Regions from separate parts of the Mus musculus genome. Here all the other regions are linked to region 1. The links are chromatin loops, found by intact Hi-C in ENCODE. Cell type or tissue: left cerebral cortex. All regions are shown on one strand. Region 1 holds the start of Pdss1 (prenyl (solanesyl) diphosphate synthase, subunit 1). Region 2 holds the start of Acbd5 (acyl-Coenzyme A binding domain containing 5). Region 3 holds the start of Mastl (microtubule associated serine/threonine kinase-like).

The links. Hi-C counts contacts between places; a loop is a spot of excess contacts. Peaks named below come from ENCODE experiments on the same cell type or tissue, not always from the same donor. Only the 100,000 strongest peaks of a DNase experiment are listed, where the experiment ranks them.
Region 2: a loop joins it to region 1, with 8 times the contacts of the local background. A loop is called at or near these places in 11 of 42 quality-filtered maps.
Region 3: a loop joins it to region 1, with 6 times the contacts of the local background. A loop is called at or near these places in 10 of 42 quality-filtered maps.

Annotation. Positions count from the first base shown.
Region 1 is chr2:22,891,605-22,899,604 of GRCm38, forward strand. Pdss1 (prenyl (solanesyl) diphosphate synthase, subunit 1) reads left to right here and starts at 3,918. Exons shown (of 11, transcript NM_019501.3): 1 at 3,918-4,158. The coding sequence starts at 4,027. Gm52503 (a long non-coding RNA gene) reads right to left here and starts at 1,766. Exons shown (of 2, transcript XR_003953772.1): 1 at 1,591-1,766. In left cerebral cortex, a CTCF peak has its summit at 4,881; DNase peaks (open chromatin) are centred at 1,691, 3,465, 3,913 and 4,227; H3K4me3 peaks cover 2,122 bases; H3K27ac peaks cover 1,493 bases.
Region 2 is chr2:23,064,879-23,072,878 of GRCm38, forward strand. It overlaps Acbd5 (acyl-Coenzyme A binding domain containing 5), which reads left to right and starts at 4,194. Exons shown (of 14, transcript NM_001355637.1): 1 at 4,194-4,406; 2 at 4,573-4,741. The coding sequence starts at 4,392. In left cerebral cortex, CTCF peaks have their summits at 3,274 and 4,800; DNase peaks (open chromatin) are centred at 3,289 and 4,182; H3K4me3 peaks cover 2,638 bases; H3K27ac peaks cover 2,504 bases.
Region 3 is chr2:23,152,625-23,160,624 of GRCm38, forward strand. It overlaps Mastl (microtubule associated serine/threonine kinase-like), which reads right to left and starts at 3,400. Exons shown (of 12, transcript NM_025979.4): 1 at 3,055-3,400. The coding sequence starts at 3,237. Yme1l1 (YME1-like 1 (S. cerevisiae)) reads left to right here and starts at 3,881. Exons shown (of 19, transcript NM_013771.5): 1 at 3,881-4,107; 2 at 7,568-7,699. The coding sequence starts at 4,075. In left cerebral cortex, CTCF peaks have their summits at 3,443 and 3,642; DNase peaks (open chromatin) are centred at 3,396 and 3,816; H3K4me3 peaks cover 2,724 bases; H3K27ac peaks cover 1,165 bases.

The DNA.
Region 1 (8,000 bases):
CTGTATATTGAACCATCCCTGCATCCTTGGATGTTCATTCATTATGATGGATGATCATTTTGATGTGCTCTTGGATTCGGTTTGTGAGAATTTCACTGAGTATTTTTGCGTTGATATTCATAAGGGAAATTGGTCTGAAGTTCTCTTTCATTGTTGGGTCTTTGTGTGGTTTAGGTATCAGAGTAATTGTGGCTTCATAGAATGAATTGGGTAGAGTACCTTTTGTTTCTATTTTGTGGAATGATTTGAGGCCCAGACTCAAAGGGACTGATATGCATATGAACTAACAGAGACTGTGTCAACAAGCTCAAGACCTGCACAGGTTCAAACCAGACCAAACCTCAGCACTGTGAAGGGAAAGTGGATACAAAGTCCCACCCCTAACCAAGAAGCTTTTTGTAATTGATACCTGGTGGTATTGGGGAGGGGGGGGTGTCTTACTTTTCTTTGTTTTTTTTTGTTTTTTTCCAGAGTTTTGGAGGGTTTTTTTTTCCCCGTTTTCTGTTTTTGTTTGTCTTTTGAAATAGAACATAAGGTTGGGTCAGTAGGAAAGTGAGGGAGAGCTGAGAGGAGTTGTGGTAGGGAAAAGAATATGATAAAAAATATTGAAAAAAATGTTTTTAACAAAATTTTAAATAGAAGTATTTAAAGAAAGAAACTTTTAAAAAGCTTAAAAAATAAGGGAGGACAACTCTTTCTTCCTCTTTCTGAAAGGAAACATCCATATTATCACTATGCTTCAAAAATAAGGCAAAGGGGGCTTGGGAGACAGCTCAGTAGTTAAGAGCACTTAGTGTTCTTACACAGGACTTGAGTCTGGTTACTAGCACCCACAATCTGCCTGTAATTCCAGATCTAGGAGCTCTAATGCTTCCAGCCACCTGGGCACACTAACACATATGCATACATACACACACACACACACACACACACACACACACACACACACAGAGAGAGAGAGAGAGAGAGAGAGAGAGAGAGAGAGAGAGAGAGAGAGAGATTAAAATAGCGGTAAGAGTGACCATGCACATCTGCAGTCCAAGCACTAGGGAAGCTAAAAAAATGGGTTCTAAGTTCCAGGTCAGCCTGACAGTGTCTCAAAAAAGGAAAAAAGTGAACCTATTTAAATGTAAATAAATACCTCATTCATCTAAAAATGTTTCCTATTTCTGATAATGAATACTTTTATTGTAAAAAATATGAACGAAACAAGTGAGAAGATGTATCATTAAAATAGCTCATTCTAACAATTTAACATATTTCAAGTCACTCCATTATATCTAGGTGTACATGTAAGCACATCAGAATGACATCAATAGCCAAGCATTAGCATTTTTAAGGTAGGGTTGTGTTGATAATTCACTGATCTTTTATCTAATAACATTTGAATGTTTCATGTAGTACCTGAACCAAGACATATATGCAATGGTATGTGGTAGTATGTTTATAATTTTTCCTTGACTATTGGACCTACCAAAGATATTTCAATGAAATCATCAATATGACAAATGTCTAAAAGCCTAGCCAACCCTCCAAAACTAAGATGACAGTTTTAAAAATGGTTTAATTACAAACTATACCTGTTCTTACCTGTCAAGACTGGTTGTTTCGTTTACATAAGTGCAGTGACAGAGATCAAAGTTGTTTCTAGTTTTAGCATTTCTTCTAGGCTCTGCCCAACAGTCACCAAGCAACATTCAGGTCCAAGCCAGGCTTGCTATGAAAGAACTGTTTAGTCAGTCTCTCTGTCTGGCTCTCTCCCCCTCCCTCCCTCCCTCCCTCCCTTTTTATTATCTCTGGCCTCTTTCTCTTTCCCTGTCCTCTCTCCCCCTCTCTAGTGATCTCTGTAGGCCTCTTCCCTTCTCTCTCTCTCTCTCCCTCCCCACCCCCCCCAATGTCCCCTCTCTTTCTCTGCCTCTACTCCCTTCTCAACCCCCCTTCCCATGCCCTAAAACAAACTTCATTTCATTTTATACTAGATCCACTTTATGGCTGGTACCTGGGTGGGGGGTGGGGGGGGGACAGAGTGCCTCATCACCTGCTTACAAAACATATTATCTAGATCGTGTGCAACACCCTAAATATAAGGAGTGGATTAGAGACAATGCAAAGGAGACTGAAGAAACTAACCATGTCCTTCAAATATTGACTCTTAGGAAGGTACCAACTGCAAATTTGTGAATTATGTTTCTTCTTGTTCTGCACCATACTTACATTTAAAAATGTTGGGCCTAAAGCTGAACACATTATTTTCATATTTTATATTAGGTTCATATGTCGTAGACCCCAATTCAGTTCACAGCACCCATATTCAGCTGCTCCCAAACACCTGCTCCAGGATCAGACTCCCTCTCCTGGCTAGCCTAGTTGGGTCAAAAGAAACATCTATGAATTATGTGTGTCTTCTTGATAGATTATTAGGAGTCAGAGTTTAGCTACACAACAGTGTTAGAAGCCTTAAATGACTTCACATATATTTCCTAGTTATCTTGCATCTTGGATACTACAGCTCAATGATTTTGTGTCTGTGTTGGTAATGAGGGTCTAACCTGGGACTTGACTATACTAGGAACGTGCTCTTTTGCTTATACCACAACCCACTACAACTTCTTTTTAAGAGCCAGGGCTTTTGTTTTAATCTGGATAATTTTTACATTAAAAAATGCCCAGCAGAATTGTGGATTGCTATCCTTCTCCCTGTGGGTTATTCCTGTTGCCCTACCTGCAAAGGAAGATTACCAATAACAATATACCACAGGTCATAACATTGTCAAAAGAACATGAAAGTATTTATTGCTACACTTATCTAGGCAAAGCCTACCTATTTGATTATTTCATTCACTCATTCATTAAGTAATTTGTGGTGTTGGGATGGAACCCAGGATGTTGTGCATGCTAGGAAAACACCCAACCACTCAGTCAAAACCCTAAACAGCAAACGTTTTATTTTGACAAGTTTCATACATGTATAACCTCCATTTTTAACATAGAAACCTAATAAGAAAATAATGAGCTCAACTTTAGGGTTAACCCTCTTTAAGTGTGTTGCAAACAAGAAAAAAAATTATGATTCAGAAAATTACAGCTGGTTTATTTCTTCCTAGGAGGGAGACTGGGAGGAGAGGGGGGTCGAGATGTAAAATGAATTAATGAATGAATGGGAAAAAAAACATCAACATGGGAAGGCAGTAAACTTCTTCAGTCTCCCCAGCGCTTGCCTCTCATTGCCTCCACCTAAGATTATGGCGTAAGATTATTACGAGCATGTATAATCATTTGATGAAAGTGTTATAAAAATGCTGTTTCAACTTCGGAATAAATCCGACATGCGACAGGCAAAATGAACAAATGAAACAACGACAATAAAAACATTTTCTTGAGCATCCTGAGCTGCACTGTATGCATTAGCAAATAGAGTTGGAAATGGGGACGCAGGTCGGTAATCTCAGCAGCAATAGGCTGAGGCAGGATGGTCAATTTGAACCCAATCTGGTCTATACAAAGCCAATCTGGTCTACACGGCGAGATAAGATAACGAAAAAAAATTAATTTTGCGTAGTTCATTACATCCAAGGGTTGGTCTCCCATATCCAGACATGAACAAAACCGCTAAACTATGCATGTATACATCTCTAAGGCTTTCAGGATAGAGTCCAAAAGCTAAGAGATAAGGTCAACTTAGCTTCTGTTACACAATAACCCACAGCGTAGACTAATTAGAGGAAGTTGGCACGTCCACTCGGAGCTTGGCATTGCGAAAACAATGGCCTCAGGGTTAGCAGGTACCGGAACCAGATTTCTGCACGCTTTGTCCCGCGTAGGACAACAGTTCGGACGCACATTTCTGGATAAAAGCGGACGCGGCTCCCGACTAGAGCCAGTGGCTCCGAGGAGGGTTGAAGAGGACAGGCGACCGGGTGGGGAACAGGGTGCGGCTTCGCGCTTCCGGTGCCCAGCTTCCGGCTCCGGGTTTGGGCTTGGGGCAGAGGCGGAGCTACGGCCCGCCGCGACTTTCAGACTTGAACCATGGCTATGCGCTGGTCGTGCTGGCGGCGTGGCTGCTCCTGGAGGCCGACCGCGGTCGGGAGCCCGCGGCGGGAACGACCTGGCTGTGTGGAGCCTCTCGGAACACGTGCCGCCTCGGACACCCGCGCGCAGGTGAGGCCGGGACGCGCGCGCTGTCCGCGGCGTAGAGGTCACCATGCCAATGACAGCCGGCGATCCAATGAATGGGAGGATGCGCACGTGCGCCGGGGCCTGCAGTCCCCACTGGGTGGGACACCCGGGAAGTGGGACTAGTCGCGGGGCCAGAAGTGCGGAGCTGCTGATCGGGCATCCAGAAGACATTGGGGTTGAGGTAGAGGGAGCGGCGGAGCGCAGCCCTGTTAAGCCGGGGCTACCCGGGTGTGTCGAGAGGACAACCAGAGCCAAAGGGACCTCTGCTTTCACTTTCCTAGCAATTTCGGGTTTCGGATCCAGTTAGCCTCAAAATTCGGAAAGGGTGTTGTAGCGACGCAAAGTGATGCTAGCCAGGGTGGACTTCAGTGCTGCAGGTGCTTACAAGAGAACGCACGCCTGAAAGGCGCTGGAAGGACACTAGAAGGAGAAGAGCCGAAGGGTGTCATGAGAGACCTATGACTTCTTTGAAGTAAAATCATTATCTAATTAGTAATTGCGGATTCTTAAAACTGTCTCCTACTGCGTTTGATTACAAATTCATTTTCTTTTGGTTTTTAGCCCTGTAAATGACTCTCGCTTCTGTGTGAGTTGGGTCAGTCCGTGCCGTGCTTTACCTGGCAGTATCTGCAGACTGACTTTTGAAGTTAGTGTTTTTTTCACTTTGGGTTTTGGAGACCTTTCCGGCCACCGAGTAATTGTATAAGTAATTCATCTTTCATTTTAAAAATAATCACCCACCTCTTAAATTTTAGTACTATTTGGTACATTTCATATGTCAGTGTACTTATCAAACTCTATACTAGGAGGAGATGTGTAACATTTATAAATATGTGGCTTGTACTAAACAAGATGCATAAAACGGATTATCCAAAAAAGAATTTGGAGAGAAAATGCAAGCTGCTCTAAATAGAAAGAATAACAAATAAGAGAAAGAGAGCATGTAGGAAGAATCTTAGAGGAAGATAGGCTTTGTAGGGATCCATTTTGATACTGCAAGCTAGACTTTAGAGGGTTTGGGGTTTTATCTCTATAGAAAGGAAGGAAGGAAGGAAGGAAGGAAGGAAGGAAGGAAGGAAGGAAGGAGAAAAAGGAAAGGAAAAAGAAAAGAAACCTCACCTGTGAAAAGAGTTTTTCTGGAAAGAATCTTTGTCATTGGCATCCATATCCGTTTCCTTGAGCAAAAAGGGAGACTACTTGACCGTCCAACATCATGTTTTTCTCATTCATGTGTTAACTTTCTACTATAAACATATTTAGAATTCAGGTGTCTACTTCAGACATGAGTGCTTTCATTACTTCAGGTCTCTCAAGGACTACAAGACTTAAGGACAATTATTAAAACAAATTTGTTTCTCCAACATAGTATCGTACTGTAGCCCAGAGTAGCCTAGAACTTACTGTCAAGCTAAGCATGGCCCCAGATACATTATAGTAGTCCTGCCTCAGTTTCCACCCCCATCCCTATCCCTATAGCAGTGCATTAGACCTAAGCAACCACACCCGATTTTGTCATTAATTCATATTGAGCACTTTCTCTTATTTTAAAAAGTCAATTCTCAACTAGGTCTGTAATACTAGCATTTGTTAGAAATCAGGAGTTCAAGGTAATCTTTGGCTACAGAGTGAGTTGAATGCCAAACTGGGCTGTATGAGACTTTAAAAACATCTTAAGGGGCAGAGTTGCCTTTCAAAGCGAGTAAATGATATAGAGAGGGAATAGAATCTGAAGTGGAAAAATTATTTTCACTGCCATCCTCAGTGAGCCCCAGAACTGGTTGTAAAGAACTGGTTGCCATTTTAAAACATGATTCTTTCCCTTTGAAAACACTGCCCTGAGGTAGCTCTAAGTAGAATACAGGTTGACTGAGGACCTGAGAATATAATTGAATAGATACTATCTTGTGTTTCTGCAGAACTAATAGTTATAGTTCAGTGGTAGAACACTTGCCAGTCATTGGCAAAGTTCTGAGTTGAGCCCAAGGACTGCAGAGTAAATAAAAATAAGTGTATGCTGTACATTGGATTCTCAAGTTAATTATATATATATATGTATGTATAATATGTTTGAGTATTCTATGTATAATGTGTATGTGATATATATATATATAATTTCTAAGAGTAGTTATAGAGAGAAAAATGTTACAAAGTGGCCCAGCCAGAAATTTTTGATATTTTCACCAAGCTCTGTCCTCTAAGACTGCAATTAACAGTATTTAAGCTACCTAGTGGCAGAGAGTAGCCTGTATTAATCATGCAGTTTTAACTCTTAGATTGAAAGCTGTTACTCTTCCATTAAGATGTCACTTGTTATGGCGGAATGGTACACTAATGCTAACCCAACACTTGAGAGGCCGAGGCATAAGGATCAATTCAGTGTCAACTTAGGCTGTGTAATAAGATGCTGTCTTAAAGCATTGGAGGGAGGCATGATCCTTATTTATATGTTCCATAATAAAGCATTACATTTGTATATGAACTACTTAAGGAGACCAAAAGAAGTAAGTATATTGTCTAAAGAGTGTCCTGTAATCCTAGCTACTATGGATTGAGTCAGCCAGACTGTGAGGTCAAAGGCAGCTTGTGCTACATATCAAGACGCCCATCCCAGAAGGGGGGAAAGTGGGCTGTCCTATGGTAAAATCAAAAGAGAGAACTCCTGCTATGTTGTGGGAACATTATAATTTTCTGTAACTCATAAATGTTCTTAATATTTTAATGAATAGATAATGCAGTGGTGGAGACAACAGACCTCAGTCTTCTTAGCCACTGTTTAGCAAAGTCAACATTTGTGTTCTTTTAACAGCTAAAGCAATGTATGGTTCATTCAGGCAAAGTCAGAAAATACATACTAAAAATGAGTAACTAAAGCAAGACCCCCCCCCCCCCACACACACCCCAATCCTATTTGGTTCAAAATAACTACTTGTAACGCTGGTTCCTGTGTTTCTAAACCCTGTTTTTGTCTCTATGTGTTTTACTTTTGGATGCTTACATAGAGGGTTGTTTGTTTGTTTGTTTGTTTGGGTTTTTTTAAGACAGGGTTTCTCTGTACAAACCTGGCTGTCCTGGAACTCACTCTGTAGACCAGGCTGGCCTCAAACTCAGAAATCCGCCTGCCTCTGCCTCCCAAGTGCTGGGATTAAAGGTGTGCGCCACCACGCCCGGCTCTACGTAGAGGTTTTTAATGAGATGACGATATGCACAGTTCTGAGGGTATTTTTTGCTTATAATTATAATCATGCTTGTCAGTCAGTTCTTCATTCTTGAATTTTCTGGAATCCAGGTTTTCTAACTTTTAAAATAAGTGGGCTGGTTAGGTGACTCTGGGTAAAGCCTGCGTTGTCAAGCCTGATGACCTGAACTTGAGCCTCATGATCCACATGGTGGAAGAAGAGAACCTCCAAGTTGTCTTCTGACCTCCACATATGTGCCATGGCATGTGCCTATGTACAAAAAGATACACACACAAAATAAATAAATGAATAAGTATAATTTTAAAAACCTAGTTATGACCAGATGTGGATATGATGGTGTATACCTTTAATCTCAGCACTCAGGAGGCAGAGACAGTAAATCTGTGAGTTTGAAGCCAGCTGGGGATATATAGTGAGATCCTGTCATGGGACAAACAAAACTGTAGTTGTGAAGCTCTTTGAAAGAAAAAAAAAGGTTTTAAAACATATAACACTTTATTATCAAGAAACACACATTTTATTTTCATATTCATCTTTTTTTCCAAGAAGTGTCTTCACATATTTTATATAAAAGCCCTTGCCAGACTAGATTAGTAAATTAGTTTTTAAAATGCTTTCATCCTGTCT
Region 2 (8,000 bases), 170 kb after region 1:
GGCACATAAATGTAGCATTTTATGTTTTTAAGACCAAAAGTATTTTAAAAATAAAACATCTATAGCAATGCATAATCAAGAATACTGCAAATTGCTGGGCAGTGGTGGCGCACGCCTTTAATCCCAGCACTCGGGAGGCAGAGGCAGGGGGATTTCTGTGTTTGAGGTCCACCTGGTCTACAGAGTGAGTTCCAGGACAGCCAGGGCTATACAGAGAAACCCTGTCTCGAAAAACCAAAAACAAACAAAAACAAAAAACAAAGAAGAATACTGCAAATTAAGTAATATACAAAAATACTTAAAGACATTAAACAGTGTCTCATGGGATCAAATTTTCAGTTAGAATTGTAACTTCACATAATTAGAAGACAGTTTGGGAACTGACTCCATCTATCACATTCATGAATATATTACAGCAGGACTTAACATGTTAAATCAACAAAGCTTACAAATTGCTTTTTTAAAATTTATTTTCGCCAGGCGCGGTGGTGCACCCCTTTAATCCCAGCACTTGGGAGACAGAGGCAGGTGGATTTCTGAGTTCGAGGCCAGTCTGGTCTACAAAGTGAGTTCCAGGACAGCCAGGACTATACAGAGAAACCCTGTCTCAAAAAACCAAAAAAAAAAAAAATATTTTCAATATGTGTATGTGTGTGTGCCTGTTGTGTGAGTATCTGCACACATGTGCATGTGCCTGTAGAGGTCAGAGGAGTCATATCTCCTGGATCTGGAGTTTCTGGTGGGTGTGGGCCCCATAATGTGGGCTCCAGGACTCACCTTTGGTCCTATAGAGGAGCAGTGCAGTTCTTGACTGTTGAGTGAGCTCTCTAACCCCAAACAAGACCTTTTCTAAAAATCAGATGTATTTATTCTTTGTTACCAGTGTGAGTGTTTTGCCTACAAGATATATACCCCACATGGCTGTGTGGTACCAGAGGAAGTCAGAAGAGGGCATTGGATCCCCAAGAACTGATGTTACTAGAGGTTGTTAACCCCTGCATGAGTGCTAGGAACCAAACTTGGATCCGTTGCAAGAGCAACCAGTGCTCTGAAGTACTGAGACTAATCTCTAGAGTTTTGTTGTTGTTGGTGGTGTTTTTTTTTTTTTTTTTTTTTTGTGTTAAAGACAGGGTCTGTCAATATGACTGTACAAGAATACACCATGTAGACCAGGCTGGCCTTGAACTCACAGAAACTTGACTGTCTCTCTGAGTGCTATGATTAAAGTCATGCAACACCATCTCTCTTTCTATTTTTAGCTGAGAATCTCACTATTTTGGAAATGCTTGTTTGAACTCCTGAGTTAAGGGTGTGATTCTCATGTCTCTGTTTCCCTTGTGTATGTGTAAGCCAGAGTACAACTTTTGGGCATTAGTTCTTGACTGCCAACATGTGGGTTCTGGAAACTGAACTCAGGTTGTTAAGTTGGTGGCAAGCACTTTTACGCACTGAGCCATATCACTGGCCCTTGACTCATTACTTTCAAAAAAAATTAATTTCTTTAAGGAATATGTGAAAAATGTATATGTCTATGTGATCATATATTTTATATCTACATATATACATACATTCTATAATATTTAAACTAGGTTAAACACATCAATTTAAAACAAGATATTTAAATTTTTTTTTTAATTTTTTATTAGGTATTTAGCTCATTTACATTTCCAATGCTATACCAAAAGTCCCCCATACCCACCCACCCCCACTCCCCTACCCACCCACTCCCCCTTTTTGGCTCTGGCGTTCCCCTGTACTGGGGCATATAAAGTTTGCGTGTCCAATGGGCCTCTCTTTCCAGTGATGGCCGACTAGGTCATCTTTTGATACATATGCAGCTAGAGTCAAGAGCTCCGGGGTACTGGTTAGTTCATAATGTTGTAAAACAAGATATTTAAATATTTTAATAATTGTTTTTTAATGAGTATTAGTGTTTTGGGTACATGTTTTGGGTATATCTATGCCTGGTACCTAAGGAAGCAGGAAGAGGGTGTCAGAGCCCATGAAACTACAGTTACAGACATTGTGAGCCACCATGTGGGTGCTGGGAATTGAACCTGGGTCTTCTGGAAGAGTGGTCAGTGCTCTTAACCAGAGCTATCTATCTCCTTGAATTTTTTCTTTGAAATAAAAACATCACATTTTCCTTCCAGTTTTTGAAACATACCACACATGATTATCTAGTCATTCCACTATATCACATCAGAGCTTCTACTCTTATCCATTTATAACTTATTCCCATGAGTTAAATTCCCACAATTTTCTTCTACTTCCTGCTCCACATCTTGGTAACTATCCTACGTGCAACTTCTCTCAAGTAATAGGCAGCTGTGTTAGTTTGAGTTATTATTGCAGTGATGAAACACCATAACTCGGGATGCAGAAGCAGGTGTATTTCTGAGTTCGAGGCCAGCCTGGTCTACAGAGTGAGTTCCAGGACAGCCAGGGCTATACAGAGAAACCCTGTCTTGAAAACAACAACAACAAATTATAATAAATAAATTCAGTGCAATCACTGGCAAAATATGCTGTCATTAGTCTGTCATTAGTAACTAATGATCTACAGAACCAGTAGGGTAGCTCATTACATAAGTCTAATGAGCAGTTGTCGAAATCAAGTATTAAAAATAAACACCCAACACTTTTTCAGAATATATATACCTGAGTATACTAGGAGTGACTGAGAAGCACCCAAGTTCAAGAAAAGAGTAGGTGAGGCAAAGATAAACACACAAAGCGTTCTCATGTTGAGAAGGTTAGAAAACTTGTGTTTCCCTTTTACATGATTAGGACAAGTCACATATTCATAGCAGGTTTTATGATTTGACTGACACTCGCTTGCTAAATCATTAAATTTTAGGACCTTGGGCAAGTCAACTATCATTTCCTCATCTATCAACACCTTACAGTGCTTTTGAAACAGATCATACGTTTGCCAAACATCACACATATGAAGGCGGTGAAGTACTAGGGAGCGGTTCTCTAGTGAAGCCTGCGTTCCTCCAGTGCCTTTGGTCTTTTTGATTAAACGATCAGTGAGTCCGGAACTGTTTCTGGGGTACTTTTGAATACAGGCCGCATGAGCCCTGAAAGAACTCTTCAGACGACACTGTTCTCAATACCCAGATAAACAAGCTATGTCAGAGGATTCCTTTCTGCTCGAAGCTTAAGAAGTACTTCGGAGACGCCCCAAACGCAATCCGGAAGAAAGGAACTTCCGCCACACACAGGAAGGGTGGGCTACAAGGAAAAACCGAACCGGAACCGGAGGGGGACTACGCCAGCCTACAGAGGAAGGTGTCCGGAAGCGCCGGGGGACTACAGTTCCCATAAGCCCGCGGGGGCAAGGTGCGGGGCAGGCGTCGAGACAAAACGGACAGGCCTTGCCAGTCATTTGGCTATATCAAGGTAAATGCCGACATCGCGGCTCCAAGGGAAGAGTGACTTATAGTTCGCAACTAGATTTTTACGAGTAATCTTCCCAACCCATCCTAAACCGACAAAACTGACGTTCCCAGCGGGGCGTCCTTGAGATTTCCAGGCCACGGCACTCTACGCCTGCGGGGAGCTTCCTAAGTGCCTACAACGCGGGCATTACGTTGTTCACCGACCATCTCCATCCCTAGCCTCCGGCGGAGCTGGACGTGGCTGTGCCTGTCTCCTGGGCCTGGAGAGTGGGTAGTGGAGGTGTTGCGCAGCAGGCCGCCACCGCTCACCTTTGCTCTCTCCGCGGCCACCCTTGGGGCCAGACGGTGAAAGCTGTCCCAGACTTGGGGGCCAGGGCTAAGCCCTTCCATCCTTGCCCTTAATCCTCCCTTTCTCCCCTTTAGCGTGTTGTATATCCACAGAAGAGGTCAAGTGCCTTCTCCTAGGTCACAGAGAGTAAATGTCAAAAGAAGTTTTGAAGCCACTTTTATGATTCACTCCCTTCTCCGGTTTAACCCCGAGGCTAGGCATTGAGGACCACCGACTCTTGTGTTTTTCTTTTCTTTAAACACTAGCGGTATCCAGGGGCCACCTTTAGGACCTGGCATAGAATCCTAGCGCGTCACCAGGCTTGCTGTCCTCAGCCCGAACATAAACAAGCACCGGGTTCTCCACAGACCAACCCCAGCCGGAGCGCCTTGCAGCCTCTTTTCCCCTCCTCTGAGAACGCGCAGCCCGTGCACGTCACCGCGGCGGAGCGGGTGGGTGGGGTTTGCTGCACGGCGGCCGCGGCGGCGGAGGCTAGTGGGTCCTCCGGTGACTCTGGGGCGGGGCTGTGGGGCGGCTGCCCACCGACGGCAGAACTTCTCAGGAATGGGGGGTGTGATTGGTTGGCCGGCATCTTCCGGGTGGGAGAAAGGGTCCGCTATCACGGGCGGCTCAACCTCCAAGGCCTGCTGCTAGAGATGCTCTTCCTCGCGGTGAGTTGTTTGGCTGTTTTTGTTGGCTGGGATGTACTCTTAGACACGCCCCACGAAGGAGGAAGGAACCGGGCCACCTGAGTTGATGTGGCCTTGATTGGGCAGGCAAAGGGGAATTGACCAGCTATGCTCCTGTCATTAATCCGCTGCTGCGCTCGGTGTTCAGTTTCATGCAGGCTCTTGGGGAAGCTGGTGCTGCTGCTGCTGTGTGATTACCGCGGACAGACCTTGGGACCGAGGCCGGCGCTGGCAGCTGGAGATGGCGGACACACCGTCAGTGTATGAAACCAGATTTGAGGCGGCCGTGAAGGTGATCCAGAGTTTGCCGAAAAATGGTATGTGCAGTGGGCTCTAGGTAAAAGACCTTTTCCAGCTGCTTCTAGTCTACCTTATTTAGCGCCCCCTCTCGCTCTGTCATTAAAAGAAATGTAATTGAAAGAAATGTAATTGAAAGAATGGTATTGAATGCTAATTAATTACCGCTGATTTTTGAGGCCAAAGGCGACGTATTATCTAGGTTTTAAGTAGTTTATATTCTTGAGAACAAGTCTTATCACTTAATGACTGTGGATTTGGGAAAGTTAAAAAACAAAAACAAAAACTGGGGAGGGATGTCTGGTGCTACCTAACTCAAAAGTGTAATCCGAACCTTCAGAAACTTTGATATGAAGCGGAAAGGAAAGGACAACTATATTCTCGTGTAAAATGATTATTTTGACTATGATGTGTCAGGTACGGTTTTCTTTGTGTGTATCCTGGCAACAGCTTGTAAAACTTTTTATAATTTTGTCTGACCAGTGTTAAGGATTTTTTTTTCCATCACTAAATTTTTTTTTCAGTGTTCTAAATAGAGAAGCTTGGGAAGAGAGACTTTTACTTTGAAATTTTATATCCATTTGCATTGTGATTTACTTTTCATAATAAATTAGATTAAAATTATCTTAAGCATTTTTATTGTGTGTGCTAGATTTGTAGGCCAAGTCAAACATAACATTACTATATTTGTATAGTATTTAATGTCTTCCCACTTTTCTTTTCTTTTTCTTTTTTTTTTTTTTTTTTTTTTTTCGAGACAGGGTTTCTCCGTGTAGCCCTGGCTGTCCTGGAACTCACTTTGTAGACCAGGCTGGTCTCGAACTCAGAAATCCGCCTGCCTCTGCCTCCCAAGTGCTGGGATTAAAGGCGTGTGCCACCATTGCCCAGCTATCTTCCCACTTTTCATGTATCATCATTTGGCTAAAAAATTAGTAGTAAGCATAGTTCATTCCAGTAAGAAATTTTCCGGAGGCATAGTTTTGGAAGCTTGTAGGGCATGTGTTGGCATGTACAAAGCCCTTATTTAGTTCCTGCACACCTTCAGAATCAGTGGCACAGGCTGCTTTGCGATGCCAGCTTTCTTGGAGGATCAGGAGGGCTGGAGCTTTGATTTGGCAGTGGATCACTTGCTTACTGTGTAGAAGCTCTAGGCTCCATGGTGTTGTCTATGTTTCACTTTGTATTGGAGGAGAACACAGTGAAGACTAAAGGGTAAGTCCAAATAAGCTGAAGGAAGGAAGGAGTAATAAGACCAGTGTGGTGATGGATGCCTTTAATCTCAGGACTCCAGAGGCAAAGGCAGTTGGATCTTACGAGTTCAAGGCCAGTCTGATCTGGATAATGAGAACCTGTCTCAAAAAACAAAAAAGAAAATAGCATAAGAACTCAATTAGACATTTACTAAAAAAATTGTTTTAAATTTTATTTACATTGGTGTTCTGCCCCCAAGTATGTCTGTGTGAGAATGTCCGATCCCCTGGAACTGGAGTTACAGTTATGATCATGAACTGTTATGTGGGCGCTGAGATTTGAACGCAGGTCCTTTGGAAGAGTGGCTAGTGCTCTTAACACTTGAGCCACCTCTCCAGCTCCAGATATGGAGATTTTTTAAATGTTCCACTAGGAGTATTTATAGGAAGGTATGATTTCAGAATTTCATGTAAGTAGTGTGTTCACTTCTCTAAGCCCTGCATTTGATATATCTTTGAAAATTGATGTTAGACCCAATCTTTCTATTCTTACTACTTCATTATTTTATATTCTATGTATTAAGAAATCTATATATAATGGAATGCAGGCTACCCAGTTTGGGTTACAAAGCAAGATCCAAGGTGTTTTGTTTTGTTTTTTGTTTTTGTTTTGTTTTTTTTTGTATTGAGAAATTAAGATAAACTTGTTAAATGGACCTTGCAACAGATGTGGTGTGCTGTGTCTCAGTGATAGAGGTTGCCAGGGACCTTGAGTTTAATATTCAAAGAAAAAAGGGTGGGGGCAGGCCTGGCTGGATGACAGAGTAGGCATTTAGCAGGCATGAAGCTATCAATAATAGAGACAACCCCCCTCCCTGTGGAAAAAGACAAAAAGGCACGTGTGCTAGTCAGCACTTAATGCACTGTCCCTAAAGCTAACTGATATATCTGAACAACATCTGCTACAATGATGCTAAATATCTTTGTAGTTTTTTTTTTTGTATTTTGTTTTTTAGACAAAAACTTGCTGTGTACCTCAAGCTGGCCTCAAATTTGGGAGATTTTCTTGTTCCTGCTTCTGAGTCCTAGGATTTTGGATGTGCTCTACCATGCATGGCTTGTAATACTTTATTTAGTGACTTGTTCACTTGTATTTCTTTACTTATTGGCAGTATTTGGGATTGAACCTTGGCCTTTCAACATCCGAAGCAAGTGCTCTGCCTTTATGCTGTCTTTCCAGAGTTATTTTAAATTATTTGGTTGGCTTTGAATTATTTTGCAATGAGATCTTGAAGCTGTTGTTATTTTTTGCCTAACTTTTATTTATAGTTTACAGTAATGAGGGTGAGGGAGGTGCTTCCTTGGTTAAGAGTGCTGCTGCTTTTTAGAAGACCCAAGTTTATTTCCCAGTGCCCATCCCACCTATAACTTCAGCTCTGGGGAGTGCACTGCCTTCTTCTGGCCTCCTCCAGTACTGGCATGCACTTACTTAGGATGTTGAAGGCCAAGCTTCAGTCCCCAATACTGCCAATAAATAAAGAAATACAAATAAATAAGCAGTTAAATAAATAAACTAGTATAAGCCATGCATGGTAGATCATATCTATAATCGTAGTGCACAAATAAAAATAAAATTACAGGGCTGTAGAGATGGCTCAGTGGTTAAGAGCACTGACTGCTCTTCCAGAGGTCCTGGGTTCAATTCCCAGCAACCACATGGTGGCTCACAGCCATCTGAAATGGGATCTGATGCCCTTCTCTGGTGTGTCTGAAGACAGCTACAGTGTACTTAAATATAATAAAATAAATCTTAAAAAAAAAAAATTCCCAGTAACCACATGGTGGCTCACAGCCATCTGTAATGGGATCCAATGACCTCTTCTGGTGTGTCTGAAGACAGCTACAGTGTATTCATACATAAAATAAATCTTTGAAAAAATAAAATTACAAACAAACCTAATTATGTAAGGATTGATAGACTCTTAGTTATTAGACATGTAAATTTAAACACATCTGTTGCTTATGTCATAGGAACATCCTTAGGACAGAAGTAATGCTGTCTTACACTTAGTATATTTAATATATATTC
Region 3 (8,000 bases), 260 kb after region 1:
GTCATGTGGGTGTGGGAGAGCTGCTGGGCTAACCAGCTAAGCTACCACCCAAATCTGGATTTTGAGTTGTCTCACCCCAACATCTACACCACCTATGAACTGCTGTAGCATGTGAAGGGACTGGTCTTACAGATTAAAAACTGCAGGATTTCCATGACACAGGGCAGCAACAGGATATATCCAAGAGAGGTCCTGGTGAAGATCCAATATTGATAGTGTAGCAGAAGCCAAAGTCCTCGAAATGACCATTTGTAAGTAAAAAGTGTGGGAAAAGGCTATACTGTGGGACACACTACAGCTTCCACAATGAGATGTTGTTTGTTTTCTTTTGGAGGGTTGGTGCAATGATGGAAGGTGGGTATAAAGGGATGGGGAGAGGAATATGGGATTGGCATGCATGATGAGAAACTCATAAAGAACAATAAAAAATACTGGAATGTTTATTACTACCATAAGAAAAAGGCACTCATTAAAGTATTTAATAAAATGATAAATACATGACACATTTTAGCTTTACCTCCTTTCCTTATGAAAACCAAGGGAAAGACTAGGGATGTAGATCAGCGGTAGACCACTAACCTAACAGCGGTAAAGCCCCAGGTCTCTCTCTCCCAGCAATGAAGAGAGATTAACAAATCAAGCCAACAACATGATTCTACCTATCATCTCACTGGCAGAAGCTCTATGAAGCTTATGAGGTGGTACCATGCCAAGGTACCCAAAATATTTTCAGGAGAGATTAACTGGTGTTTTCGTATCAATAATTAATGACTGCTTGAGGTGTTAAGAGAAGGAAAAGCAAATATCTCAGCAACATACAAAGTAACAATTTCAGTGAGTTGAGTTTGGAAAATCAGAGAAGGTTTCCCGGGAATTAAGTAAACCTCAAAACAAAACAATGGCTGAAAAGCCTAGAAAGGTAGAACAAAAGCAGTTAAGAAGGAAGCAGGATAAACTTAAGTCCTGAGGTGTGGAAATAAGTCATGGCTTTGAGGGACCAGTTAGTTGCCTGGATGTTGCTTTAATATAGGTTAGGTGGAAGATAAAGTAGAGATCAAGGGCCAAAAATTGGGAATCTGACTGAATTTTTAAGGACCCTGGATTTTGGCCTGCAAACTGCAACCTAAAGAATGGATTAAAGTAAAGTTAATGATTCTAGTTAGGAAACTACTCCAACCAACTAAGTACAGAAATTCAAGCCGATGAGCCTCAAACCACCAGGCAAATGAAAAAGGAGGAGGAGGAGGAGGAGGAAGAGGAAGGAGAGGAAGAGGAAGAGAAGAAGAAGAAGACATCAAAGACCATACATTGTATGATTCCATTTATGTGAACTATCCAGAAAAGGCAATCTTGCAGAGATAGAAGGTGAGTTGGTACATAGGGCTTGTTGGTACATGCCTGTAGTCGCTTCACTTAGGGGATGGAGCCATACGTATCAGTAATTTAAGGCTTGTCATGCTCAGTTCCATCATATGTCTGAGGCTATTTGGGACTGTCAAAGAGAGACAGAAAACAGAGAGAAGAGGGATAGTAGTTACCTGCTGACATATTAAGGGAAGAGGTACTGTGAATAGGCAAAAAGGTAATTTTTTGGGCTATGGAACTATTCCTTAAAACTGTTTTTTTTTTTTAAAAAATTCATTTATTTATTATATGTAAGTACACTGTAGCTGTCTTCAGACACTCCAGAAGAGGGCATCAGATTTCGTTTAGGCTGGTTGTGAGCCACCATGTGGTTGCTGGGATTTGAACTCAGGACCTTTGGAAGAGCAGTCGGCGCTCTTAACCACTGAGCCATCTCACCAGCCCCTAAAACTGGTTTTCAATACTATTTAATTTACAAAAGTCATCACTGAACAAGTAAGTGGGGAGAAATCCACTTGTGAATGAAAAAAGCAAAACAAAACAAAAACAAAACATTTTTTTCCAGAGGGACAACAGGAACAAAGGGTATGTGGTGTATTGATGAAATATATAAGGGCAACTCAAGTTTCTAGCCTGAAGGGTAGAGGTGACATTGGTACTATTAAAGGGAAAGAAGCAAAGGAAGAGGTCATTTAGGTAGTCAGGTGAAGGGGCTGCTTATCTTAACTGTGTGCTAGTCTCCAAGCACTGGGTACCAGGAATCTGAGCCAGCCAGTAGCCTCCTTTGTCATGTTTACAATGTAATGTTCTCATTACAAAGTAGTAATGAGAAGCTAGGGTGGACAGAACAATTTTAAGTGAACACTGACTGTTTTTACGATCACATATAGATAAGAAACGCTTGATTTAGGACACATTTCTTTCTACTTGCTCTATAATAAATGAACTTACAGCTTACGTATCACGATGGAAATCTTGAGAAGCAAAAATTTTGGTTTTGCATCACTTGCTCCTGCTTATCAAAGAGCTGGAATTAAAGCATCATCGGAAAGTGACCATTACAAACGTAATCAAAGTACCGAAGTTAATCCAGGTGAAGCTCAAGTTAGTAAAAAAGCAAAACAAACTCACAATCCCGGTGATACTTTAAATAAATAATACTACAATTAAAAACTTTCACAATATAAATTGTGTCACAGAAAATTCGAATATAATGCAGCTTCCTTTTGGTAAGAGTGAGATTTGAACTGTCTACAAACCAATCTTGTTTGTGATAGCAAGATTTCGGCTATTATGTATGTCAAACAAGGAAAACATAACCAACAAGTACTTAAGGCCGTTTTGATTTGAAACATGACTCAGGAGTCATGGGTGTGGCTTCAAGCCTCTGCCTTCAGTCGCAGTTTTCTCATTTGTTAACAATGGCCAGGGCACAGTTGGGTAAGTTTTGCTATTTTCACTGGGTTAATGATTCTCAGTATACAGAGAAGGGCAGGGCAAGGGAAAGGACAGACACCTGCTCACTGCAGTCTGCCTAAACGCCCACAGTCAACAAGCAGGACTGTGCAGGCTTCTGTAAGCCGGGCATTCCAGGCTAGTGGTACAGCAGCTCCAGAGTTTGTTCAACAACTCAAAAGGGAGGTCCGCGAGGGAGGACCATTTAAGACCTTCTCGCTTCTGACTGCCTACCTTCACTGCGTACAACTTGCCGCCTTTCTGTCCCAGGTACACTTTCCCGAATGCACCACGGCTAATGGGCTTCACTATGGTGAACTCCTCAATGGAGGGTGGTCTTGGTACCGGGATCCTACTCACGCACTCCTCTATCGCCGCACCTCCTTCATTCTCCTCACTTGCCGAGGCGGACTCCATTGCTGCACAGCTCGCCCTGCAGCAGCAACTCCCGCCAGCTAGATTCAAAAGGTTTCGCCTACGCCGGACGCCTCCCGTGACGTCACCGCGCGTCTGCGCTCTGCCGGCTCCCTGTAAGCAGGCATCGACGGGTGGGGGCCGGCGGCACTGCTGGGCGCAGTCTGCGGAGCGCTAGGCGGAGCCGGCGGCGCTGCCGGAAGGGGCGCTGGGCGGGGCTCAGCCGCGGATACACGGGCTGTTTTTGTGACGAGGCAGTGCATTCTGGCCAATGAGCAAGGGACTAAGACTTTATGTAGTCTGGTGGGGTCCTTCCGAGTCTCAGTCAAGATCTGCAGTTCTCCCTCCCTCCGCATGAGCTAGAAGCCAGGCCGACTGTTAAGTAAAGCAATGGCTAGGGATGATGTGTGGAAGCTAGCGAAGCCACAGAATGTGGAGAGCCTGGGTGAGCGTTAAGTGCGTTTGACCGCGTACTGAATTCAGAAACAGAGTAGGAGCGACTAGAAGAACATCCAATTTATTGTGGAGGTGGTGATAGGAACCTCGAAAAACCACCCCAAAGTGACAGAGTCCCCGGAAGAGGCGGAGCGCTGACGGGCGGGGGCGGGGTGAACGCGGAGGCTTGCTCCGGAAGCACTGTACCTATGGTCTTCCGGGGCAGATGTCGTCGTAGCAGCTGTCGGGAGGGGAAGCCATTTTTTCGTTTCTGGGAGGAGTAAGGGAGAAACTGGGAGAAAAGCAAAGAGAAATAAAGAGAAAATAAAAGGGCTCAGCCCCTTTCCTCGGAGCTGAAGCTAAGAAGCAGTTTCGGCTGGCCGGTAAGATCTCGAGGGCCCGGAGATGTTCTCCCTGTCGAGCACTGTGCAGCCTCAGGTGAGCCCAGCATTCAGGCGTTTTCCTGCGTCCCTTTTGCGACTTTTCCCCGGATGCTGTAGTAGAATCGGTGTTTCTGAAGCAAAATTAGTGAGGGAAGCGACGAACCCTGTTTGAGTCGCAGGCTGAAAAGGAGATCAGGGGACAGTGCTGAGACTATGACCTGACACTAACCGTGGTGAACATCACATAGCGTATCCACTGGCTTGCACAGAATTTCTGTTGACAATTCAGGGACTGTTTAGGGTTGGACAGTCTGAGATGGGGATTTGTGAAATCTGCGAGAAAGGTAAAGAAGACAGTGTTCTTTCCATCCATCTATTTCTGATTACCCTTTTTTCCTTTCAAGCCGAATTTAGTTCAAACATACTCTAATAATTCGAATAGCATCACAATTTCTTTCTTTCTGGGTAGAATTAACTTGTGCACATTTTTGAATCATTAGATTCTTGCAATTAAATTTTAAACATTTTTTAAAAAATCAGGACCCAAATTATGTTAATTTTTCCTTGTTTCATTAAAATTTGTTTTCTTTTTGGGGGGGAAGGTGTTAACAATGTTTAATTAATTAATTAATTATATTTTATTTTTTGAGGCGAGGTTTCATTGTCTATCTTTGCTGTCCTAGTCCTTATTATGTCCAGGCTGGCCTCCTAAGTGTTGGGATCATGGCTCCCACCACCATCACACCAGATGCACCATCAACTTGTCTTGAGGATTATTCCTTGGGAGGCAGGCAGAGAATCTAGAGATGTTACATAGTGAGACTTGTCTCAAAAGACTGCCCCCCCAAATGTTCGTTACATCTTACTACCTGCCTCTTTTTGTGTTCCTATGGAATTGGTAGACTAATGGAGAAAGGAATTGCTTAGCTGCTACTTAGGCAGCAAGCGAACCAAGCAAATGTAGATTTCTCCTAGTCACTGGAAATAAAGATGAACAATAAACGGATATTTCGCCGGGCGTGGTGGCGCACGCCTTTAATTCCAGCACTTGGGAGGCAGAGGCAGGCGGATCTCTGAGTTCAAGGCCAGCTTGGTCTACAAAGTAAGTTCCAGGACAGTCAGGGCTACACAGAGAAACCCTGTCTCGAAAAACCATAAGTAAATAAATAAATAAATAAACGGGAATTTCAGGCAGACAGAAAAATATAAATATAAAATCCTGTGAGGAACAAAAGTCAGGCCCATGTGGCAAGAACAGAGTGGCTAAAGGGAGGTTGGAGAGAAGCCTTGAGGCAGTTACAGAGTTCGATTCATTTGATTTCTGTGACCAGGTTGTCATTTGGAGGCTTGCTCTGGCTTCTTGTGTGGAGAATATGAAAGGGCAAAAGTGTAAGTGTTGTAGATTTAAGGATGCTGTTGCTCTGACACAGGAAAGGCATTCAGTAATTATGGAAAAGAAATTGCTTTGTCTAGTGTGGCACCTCTAATTCCAGACTTGGTGAGAGGGTCAAGAGGATTAGGATTTGGCAGCCAACCTGTCTCACAAAAATTAAAGTAGAGAAGAAAAGAAGTAATAGAATTTCACTCAGTGTAAGTGGGAGAGATGGTGGAAAGTGATATTTCTGTGTTGGTCAGCTTGATACAAGAAAATGCTGTTTTTTTAGGATGACAGTGTCTGGAGAAGTTTTAGTAATTAAAGATGTCTGATAGAGACTGTTGAATATAATATTAATTTATATGAAGAAAGCATGGTGAATAGTATACCATCATGAGGTAGACAGCATAACATGGTAGAAGAGCAAAAGAACAAGGGGGAAACCCACTCTGGTGGCGTAAAGACTGGATTTCCATGGCTTATATACTTGCTTATTGTGGGTTTTGTACAACCCCATGTAGCACAGAGCAGTTTGTAGTTCTGTGCTATTCTTCCTAGCTAATCGCCTTCCACCTCTTACTGCTGTTATAGTGGAAACTGAATTAAGCATAATTTTTAAAGGGACTCTGCGTTCACAGCAAGAAGTATAACACTGGCTAATTTTAATGTCAGGGGTTGAATTAGTTAAATTATTAGACTTGGTTTATAATCAGAGCCGATTATTTTATTCACTTAACAAAAATGCCTATTTAGCATTCTCTGTATTCACACTTGTCATGGGTTGCAACATAGAATACTAAAGTAGAAAAAATACTTGCCATATGGAGTTTATCTTTTAGTTGGATAATATGCTACAACAAAAGAAATTCTTAATTTTTGTAGTCTTCCTTGTGCCAAGCTTCTGTTGTATTCTTAGAATTTCTTGAGTTATGAAGCTTATGATTTCATAAGCTCCATGGATTACATTTGTGTTTGTCCTAACGAGATAACTTGAATCTGCAAATAGTCCTGGAATGGGACTAGTCAGACCAGATAATTTCATCATACTGTAATTCCCACTTTTGGAGGCAGTAATTGTTGAGCCGCTGGGTGGTGAGTTCCTGTGCAGAAGGGTTTTACATTGTAACTCCATAGAGGGTGTCCTCCACTGGGTGTTCTTTCCAGGCCTTGCCATATGTACTTCTTTCAGATGTTCTTATGGCTGGTAAATGTAAGGAAAGTGTTTTCATGTGTTCTTTGAGCCATTTCTAACACAGGGAATGAAGGGACATGTTATGAAGTGAGGTAATATAAAAACCAAACTGTAGAAGATTTTCAAGTTCTACAAGTGTTAGATTTTAAGCAGAAGCATGACCTAGCAGACTTTCATGATGGTGACTTTTATCTCTTGCTGGTAGTGTGGTACAGCTGGGGAAGGGCAGAAACAGATTAGCTAGTGGGATTTAGAGCAAGATGGTGGCAAAAAATCAGAAAATTCTTGGTGTGAACTTTTGCTTTTAATGTTTGTGAAGCTTTATTTTGCCCCCTCCCTAATAGTTGTTTTCTCCAGCTTTTTCCCATTTGTTTTAAATTTATGTTGAAAAAAATTGTTTTATTAGTGTGCATCATTTGTCAAATTACTTCCTTAGAATAAATTTCTAGAAAGTAGACTTTAGAGAATGAAAGTCTATGTATTTCAAGTTAATTAATTTTTGTGTCAGTGTGTAGTCCTCCTGACTGGCCTTGAACTTTATATAGACCAAGCTAGCATTGAATTCAGAGATCTGCCTTGTCTTCCTCCGCATGGCTGTGATAAAAAGTGTGTTCCACCATGCCTGGATTCTAATATATCCAGGCTAGTGTCATGAAAGAACAAACCAATTTTCTTCCTGTCAGCAGTAAATGAGTATGTTTATGTTTATGCCGATCTCTGTATGTGTATGTGCTTGTGTTGTGTATGTGGTGCTGGAGCTCAGAGATCATCATTTACACTGATGAGGGGTGCTAGCATGGAGCTGTATCCCAGCCTCGCCATAATTTTGACATCTGGTGTACTTTTAACTGTTAACAGGTCTAAATTCTGACTAGAAAATAACAGATTGTTTCTGTTATTTTATTTTTCTAATTAGACTGCTTAATTTGAACTTCTGTTTTTTCCTAGGTTACAATTCCTCTCAGTCATCTCATCAATGCTTTCCATTCACCAAAAAATATATCTGTTTCTGTCAATACACCTGTTTCTCAAAAACAGCATCGAGATACAGTTCCTGAGCATGAAGCTCCCAGTAGTGAGGTAATAGTTAAGCCGAATCTGAACTATATGAGAAAGCCTTTTGGTATGGTGAATTTTAATCATATATTTGGTCAGATATTTTCATTTAAGCATTTATACCAATGCTTGCTGCTTTCAGCTTATCTTTGTAATTAAAGGCAGCTAATTCTGGCTTTTATTGTTTGCTGTATATATTAAGAGTATTCATTTATTTGGTTATCATTTTAAAACATGACATATTTGCTATGTACTTCCCATATTGCTCCTTGTTGATACCAATTTTTTTTATAAAAAGTATTAATTTTTTAGTTACTTTTATTTA